3 separate regions of the Mus musculus genome follow, and regions 2 and 3 are each linked to region 1. A link is a loop called in an ENCODE intact Hi-C map of the cell type or tissue named here. Cell type or tissue: left cerebral cortex. All regions are shown on one strand.

What was found. Peaks named below come from ENCODE experiments on the same cell type or tissue, not always from the same donor. Only the 100,000 strongest peaks of a DNase experiment are listed, where the experiment ranks them.
Region 2: it touches region 1 in a loop (5-fold over the local background); 7 of 42 quality-filtered maps call a loop at or near these places.
Region 3: it touches region 1 in a loop (2.1-fold over the local background); 11 of 42 quality-filtered maps call a loop at or near these places.

The regions. Positions count from the first base shown.
Region 1 is chr13:103,920,039-103,922,538 of GRCm38, forward strand. It overlaps Erbin (Erbb2 interacting protein), which reads right to left and starts at 548. Exons shown (of 26, transcript NM_001289473.1): 1 at 208-548. D130037M23Rik reads left to right here. Exons shown (of 1, transcript XM_006517803.4): 1 at 1-2,500. The coding sequence ends at 1,784. In left cerebral cortex, a CTCF peak has its summit at 1,057; DNase peaks (open chromatin) are centred at 431, 1,051 and 1,724; H3K4me3 peaks cover 2,010 bases; H3K27ac peaks cover 1,649 bases.
Region 2 is chr13:103,772,103-103,774,602 of GRCm38, forward strand. Srek1 (splicing regulatory glutamine/lysine-rich protein 1) reads right to left here. Exons shown (of 12, transcript NM_001361085.1): 1 at 2,197-2,500. The coding sequence starts at 2,357. Among named protein-coding and RNA genes, the nearest start is that of Srek1, 1.3 kb to the right of the region's middle. In left cerebral cortex, a CTCF peak has its summit at 1,035; DNase peaks (open chromatin) are centred at 2,151 and 2,450; H3K4me3 peaks cover 2,325 bases; H3K27ac peaks cover 1,241 bases.
Region 3 is chr13:104,023,911-104,026,410 of GRCm38, forward strand. It overlaps Nln (neurolysin (metallopeptidase M3 family)), which reads right to left. Exons shown (of 13, transcript NM_029447.2): 13 at 1-1,170. The coding sequence ends at 1,036. Among named protein-coding and RNA genes, the nearest start is that of Gm30967, 13 kb to the right of the region's middle. In left cerebral cortex, no CTCF peak of the experiment used is centred here; DNase peaks (open chromatin) are centred at 1,538 and 1,860; H3K27ac peaks cover 1,576 bases.

The DNA of each region.
Region 1 (2,500 bases):
TTAAAAAGAAAGGAATCCAGACGGTAGACGGGGCGAGGGGGAGAAATCAGTTCTACTATTCGGCGGCTAAAATGCCAAGGCACGGGAGAAAGAAGGGAGACGAGTCGGGCAGAGCGAGGTGGACTAAAGTACCGTCGCTTCCGGCCCACGAACTTGGCTCGACGCTTCCCGTAAAAGAAAGAAAAAAAAAGAAAGAAAAGAAATTACCTCTCAGGGTGTCTCAGGGCAGCCGTCCCGAGGCTCGGCTTGACATGGTTCCCTGCCCTTCCTCAGTGGCTCCGGGCCCCGCCGAGGCTCCCGTGAGGACGAGGCGGATGTGGAGCTGCCGCCCGGCCGGCCGCAGCAGTGCGGCTGCTCCGGTGGGGGCTGGGGTGCGGGCTGGCTTCCTGCTCGCGACTTGTGTCAGGAGTTTCCCAGCCCCGGCTCGCTTCTCCGCCGAAGGAAAAAACTTTTCACTCGTGACACCGCCCGGAATTGCCGTGCGAAACTCACTTCCTGCCTGGGTGAAAAGCAGGCTCCAGCTCGGGGCCCGGGAACCCGGAACCCCGGGGTGGCGCGCCGCGCCGCCGAGGGGGAGGGGACGGCGCCCGCCCCGAGCCGCGGAACCTCGCGCGGCCCACGGGGGGCGAGGACGCGGAGCTCGGCCGGCCTGGGCCGCACTAGGCCTCCGCCCCCACAGCCGCGCCGCGCGGGTATTGTCTCGAGTGCGCCGGCCGCGCCCTGCGCCCGCCCGGCCCCCGCCGCTCCGAGCCGGAGCCGACCGGCCGCGCAGGCTGGAAGGCGACCGTCCGTCGGGCGGTCCGACCGGCCGGCCCTGTCTCTGCCACTCGCGCTCGAACCCTCCGGGCTTCCCGCCGCCGTCCCTGCGCTCTCCTCCGTCCTCTTTCCCTGCGGTCGCGGCCGCGGCGGCGCGGTCTCCTCGGGAGCTCGCGGGCCCGCGCCGGGGGCCCAGGCTGCGTCGCGCGCCGCCGCGCCACCTTCACTCTCGAGCGGGAGACGGAGAGGGGAGGCGAGGCGGAGGAGAGAAAGGAGGAGGCGGACCCGGGCCGGGCCGGGGTGGAGGGAGTTTCTGCTTCACAGGCCTCGGCGGCAACAGCGCCACCGCCCCGGCGGCTAAGGGGGCCGAGGCTGCGCGCGGCGGCGGCGGCGGCGACGGGGGCGGGGCGGGCTCCCGCGGGGGCGCCCCAACCGCCCACAGCCAGGCGAAGGCCGGCGCGAGCCAGTCAGCGCGCACGGGGTCTACGCGGTCGACGTCGGCGGCGGGGGGCGCGGGCCGGGGGCCGCGGGCCGGCGGGGAGGCGCGCGGCGGGAGGCCCGCCACCCACCCTCCCGAGGCCCGGGCCGCCGGGCTCCCCTCCGCCCCCCACGACCCCGCGAGGCCTCCGCCGCCCGGGCCGATCGAGTTTCTTTGTACGACCGTAATTGGTGCAAAGAGGTTGTTCGAGTGCAGCCCCGATTTCCAGGCAGCAGGTATCTCTTTCAGCTGCAGCACTCCGACGCCTCTAATGGCACGCTCAGGTTGCAGGAAACCACCGCCGCTGCTCCGTGCAGCTTCTTCCCACGCCGGGCCGGCCTCCGAGCTTGCTGCAAGCGGCGACGCGGCCGGGGGCCCCTCCGAGGAGACAAAGCTGGTGCTGGGAGGCGGGGAGCGTGGCCCGCGAAATTGCCTCAAGACGGTGCCTTTGTTAGAGGAAACATTGGATGCACTCCGAGCGCCGCGAAGCCTTCCAGCCCCTACGCTTTCGGGCGTGCAGTCGTTCAGTCAGTCGCGCTGGCCCTGGTAGTTCTGCCTGGCAGGGTTTGCGTTTATTGCAGAGAGAGACTTAAGCATTCTGTCAACACATATGGCTTAGAAAGCTTCAACCATAACATTGCCGTTTTTACAGTTACTGCTTTAAGTATGTTAGCAGACAGAACATCCTTGTTTTACCCGAGGGAATGGAATAGATTCTGGGCAAACCATCGTCCACCCCCACTCTGCTGTATTAACTATGCACAGGGATGGTAATTAGCCTCTGGGTCCTTCAAGCCACTGGTTCAGTTCTTCCGTCTGTAGCCCAGAGATAATTATTCATCACCAACTTTGAATAAAAAGCTATATGCCTTACAGATGAGTTTTGGCTTGCATCCAAGGGAAAGAGTTCACGAAGTCCACCAAAGAATTATTTACTAAAGTTGAGTTCTACGCCAGAGACAAATACTTGGAATAATTCCAAAGATATTCAAATCATTTTGAATTGAAGTGGAAGCATTTTAACTACACCCAAAACTGCTAGAATTAACTAACACGAGCGTTAGATTCTTAGCCCGTAGAGGACAGTGGTACCAGGGTTTCAGAGCGGTCTCTGAAAAACATTCGATGACAGCCCCGGGAATGGCAGAACTGGTCATTTCATCTTGGGAATCTATTTTATACTAATAGGGATCTTAGCCATTGTATATTTTAAAAACGGTGTATTTGTACAGACTGTTTCAACGGACATGAGAACGTTTTGTTTTA
Region 2 (2,500 bases), 150 kb before region 1:
AAGAAATGTATCTCTAATTTTAAATCAAACAACTGTTCGACTTCTAAAAAGTAATCACAAAGCAATGTTTATATGATAATTAAAACAACTATCATTATCTTTGACAAAAGTACTACTGACTGAATTTTTATATATACTTCAGCCCCAAACTACAAGTATATCTTTAAGGACCAGCTAGCATAACTGCACTACGGAGAGGAAAACCTGCTAATAAAGTTTATCACTACAAAATCAGAGTGAGGCTCTACTCCTAAACTTAGGAAAACTAGGGAAGAGTTGAGTTTTTGTCTGGCAACAATTATTGCCAAAGGAATAATTGTGACATACTATTTTAAACAACAGAGCTTTTTAACCCCTTTGATCCTTAAACCCCAAATAATAATTTTTTTTTCATGCAGGGAGGAAATTGGGTTTATTCAAGACCATCCCTGAAGAAGACAAGGGAGGCTCTTTAAGATGCACCTTCCCAAATGCCAGTTAATACCCGGCAGTGTGTTACCCTCATTCAAACGGCATTCCATTGGGAGTGAAGAACATTCTCTAATATATTTCTTCAGACCCTCTAATGCCCCAAAGTTAATTTACAAGAGTTCATGGGCAGAACATTTTACTGACTGGCTTGATACAGCCCTCCCTCCTACGAACCCGAGAACGTAAGCTGATGGCTGAAAGCATCTTTAAATGTTAAGAGATACTACAAATGTTAGTGCCATGGTTACAGCAGACCTTATGTTCATGCACTTATGCAGGATTCTTGTCGAAAACATATTGTGCTTGAATCTCAGACTATCTGTCATTCTTCTAACCTGCATCACAAAATGTCAACATCATTAGATTCTTAAGTGAGGAAGGGGCCTTTTCTAGACTGGAGATAACCAAGTATCATGGTATTCTCCGAACACATACAAGATAAAAGGGGGAGGGGAGCACTATTAAAACATTGAATATCTTCCTCTTTTCTTATCTTTTGTTTTGTTTTTTGAGACAGTTTCTCTCACCCAGAAAGCACTGGCCACCAGGGTGGGCTTGAACTCAAGAGATCCCTGGCTCTGCCTTCTAGAGTGCTGGGATTAAGGCGCCTGGCAACGCGCCCAGCTAGAATAAATGAAAATTTAATAATCACCTGCACCAAGTGAAAAGAATACTGATAGGCAGTCACTGTTTTATTTCAACTTTTTTGAATGCATAACATTAAATAGTCACATCCGTAAGAAATCAATTTGTAGCCATTCTGCTACTTACAGAGAGTAGAGAGATATATTGTTCTGTGTGCATGACTATGAAATAAGCCAAAATCTTTTCCCAAAAAAATCGTGGACAACTTTTCCTTCAAATAATTTTAGCATAAAGAACAAAATACCGTGGCCCTTAGTATTTTCTTAAAGTTTATGAGTGTGAGAATGTTACGAACGGTAAAACCATTACAAGTTATCCGATTAGTGAATACTGCATAAGGGAAATTTACCACTTCAAGTACACTGCCTAAGAAGCGAGCGCTGGATTTTAAACACATGTACACAGTAGTGATAATTCTGCACCGATTTATACTTTTTGAAACGTCTGAGCCAGCGTGACCTTCTTGGAGAAGGAAAATTCAGGCTGTTGCCAAAAGGAGAGATTGACGTGATCTTTAAGATCGTGAATATGGGCTCGGTTAGAAAAACCAAAACGATGGTAAATGTCTAAGATCACCCCGGAGAACAAAAACAGCCCCGATTCCATGTTGTCATCCGCTCGCTCCCTCAGCAGCGCTAGCAGCCTGACATTAAGACCTAGAGGTCCGGGCGTTGGCGTTGCTGGCGTTCTCCACGATTCTCCCAGTGCAAAAAAAAAAAAAAAAAAAAGAAACGTTATAGGCATTTGCCATGAGGACTGTCGCCGGCCCACCTGCGGCCATCTTAAGTTCGGGGGAAACCAAAGGCCCGGGGCACCCAACTCGAAGGCCGGGCATCAACCACAGTCCCGGAGGCTCGAGAGAGGAAGGCACCCCTAAGTCCTCTGCAGGAACCCCGCGTGGAGCTCAATTAACAAAACCTCACCGCGGAGAGGCCCCGCGGCCGGCCGGGTGCCCTCATCAAACATGGCCGCCTAGGGAAGCGCGCCGTCACGTGACGCCCGCGCTCGCCCCGTGCCTCCCTCGGCGCCCGAGGTCTGGATGGCGGCGCGCCCCTCCCCCCGCCGGGCTCCAGCACTCACTCTGGGGGGTAGAGCCGTAGCTCCTCGATTTCTCCTAGGAAGGAAAAGAGCGTCCTCATCTGCTCGCTGGTCACCGCCGACGAGAGGTTCGTCACCTGAATCACCGTCGTAGGGAAGAGGCCGAAGCCTAAGCCCAAGCCGAAGCCGCCGCCGCTGTTCATCCCGGCCTCGCTGCTGCTGCCTTCCCGCTCCCCAACGTCCACGACGCGTCAGCGACGGAGCCTGGGAAGCAGAGGCGCGCGGCCGCGAGCGCGCTCCCGAGAGCTAATCCTCCGCGCCCGGGCACGTCTAGCCGCCCATCGCG
Region 3 (2,500 bases), 100 kb after region 1:
CTACAGGGCCGACCTACCACTTTCAGGGAGGCAAGGTCAGAGTCTTATTAGAAACGTGAGAACTGAGCTGAGTGAGGCAGCTCACACCTGCGCCCCTAAGGCTTGGGAGGCCGAAGCAGGGGAATTACCATGAGTTCCAGGCGAATCTGGCTCCATGGTGAGATGGTGCCTCAAGCAAACAAAATAAAAAAAATATATATATATAAGCAAAACAAGCAGAAACAAATACATAGCAAATACTAAAAGTCGAGAACCCAAAAGATGCCTAAGTTCTCTGCTTCTCTCACTGTGACTGCAACCGAAGACTTGACATTTGAGCTTCTAGTGCAAGACACAAAACTTATATACTAGGCCAGTTGAAACAAAATTTAAAAATATTATCTAAATAATAATATTAACTTTAGAAATTAAATTTTAGAAGGGAAAGAACCCCAAATCTAAGTGGAGCTATGTAAGTAAGTGTGACAGAAGCCGAGAATCACAAAGCTCACTACAAAAGACAAACAGCATTGAAGTGTATCCTGCGGGCCTTGACACACACAGGCAAACTGTCACTTAGTTGTGAGGCAGAGGGTCAAGGTTGACACAGGGCTCTGAGAAAATATTTACCAGAGAGAACATGCTGATTCACTTATCAGTCCAGGAATCTCAAGTATAAAACTTCAAGATATAAGAAAGATCAAATTATATCATGTATGTGATTCAATTTAAAATGTCTTAGCCCTCTTACATTATATTATCTGGATTATAACAGTAAAAAAATCAAATTACAGTCATATGAAACTTTTATCAAAAGAAATCAAATCTGTTTTTATGAAACTTTATAGTACAATTATTTTTAGTGGGTCTTTTCTTAGGTCACAGTATTTATAATTCCATTTACATCTGTATAATTTTTAAAATGAAGAAACAAAAGCAAATGAATAGAAATCTAAGTTTTCCTTTGTAAAACTGCCTTCAGTCTCCAGGCCGGCACCACATGGCGGACGGTGTTGGCTTGTCCTCCAGCCACGGACAGCCCCCAGCGTCCCTGCTTTACGAAGCATTCAGGCCTCGACTCATCAGGAATGCTTTCTGGTTTGGCTCACGTTGCAAGAAATTCTGGAGCATGTCCATGCCGTCCAGGGACCCCCCAGGCTTCAGGATTAGGTTTCTGTATTTCATTCCAACCTAATAAAAGAAAACATCATGCCTAATAACTCACGGGCCCAGCAATCCTCCAGATCCCCAGACACAAGGGAGAGAGAGGTGAGGGCGAGGAAAGGGGCTTCAGCTCTACTCGAGTCTAGACAGTTCTGCTCACGCAGCAGCTCGCTCGCTCCTTCCTTCCTTCCTTCCTTCCTTCCTTCCTTCCTTCCTTCCTTCCTTCCTTCCTTCCTTCCTGTAGTTAAGAGATTTGGAGCTTTAGCCTCAGGCCTGAATTCCCTGTGGAATATTAATTATTGTCTCCTGTCCTTAGATTCTCAGCTGTGAGCTGACAATGAAGGCAGGCAGGGACACCAATCAGCCAAACAGAACACAATTTGCTACTGCCAGTTAGCCCAGTTCCAGTGTGATTCAGAAGGGCTAGCAGAGCAAGTGTTCCCAAGGCTATGGGGCTGCATGTGCTTCGGAGCAGGAACTCGGCTACTGTCAAATGCCTTCAGGTATTTTTATAAGGGGCTCACGAAAAAACAAAACAACCCCCCACAAAGAAACCTAAGCAGCATTCTTGTGGATGGCTAAGTGACAAGTGATTCTGAGGGGTCAGGAGTGGAAGGACAGAAGTTTTGAGAGATGGAAGTCTGGAATTTGAAAACAAACCACAGTTCCTCTGTTTTTATTCACATGAACATCCGAGCAGACATGTTGAAAGAGAACAGCTGCTGCTCAGCGTCACATAAGCACAGCTCAGATCCTTCCACTGCTCTGGTAAGGAGTCCTAATTCTAGATGTGCATATAAAATAAACGGATATTGCTCACGTTTATATTTATTACGTGATCTGACCAATAGGAATGATAATCCTTTGGGGTACAGGAAGAGCTAGAGAATCGCCAGAGATTAAAGTAGTTTCAGTTTGGACTGAAAGCAAGCTGCTGTTGTTGGACCATCAGAGACTTAGCTACTATGTAAAATAAAGCACGAGTGAAATGCACTAAGTTGGACAGCAGCAAACCTAGCTAATACCCTACGAGAGCCATGAAATAAAACTTTGGGGTTGTCTTTGTGCATGGGCAGGAATCACTTAAAACTTACAAATCATCTAGCTGATTCATCCACTCTTTTGATGCTGAGACAGATGTAATCAAAAGTTAGAACGTTTATACCCAAGTACCAGGCAATGGTATTAACTGGAAAAAATTGCAAAACAAAACACACACACAAAAAATCTTAAAACATTTTAGGTACGTTGGTGATTCTGTTATAAGCTGTCATATTCATAGCTATTCTCAGCTGCATGCAGTCCAGTGTGAGCTGCTCACCCCTGATGCAAGCTCACATTTAATAATCTGAATTCT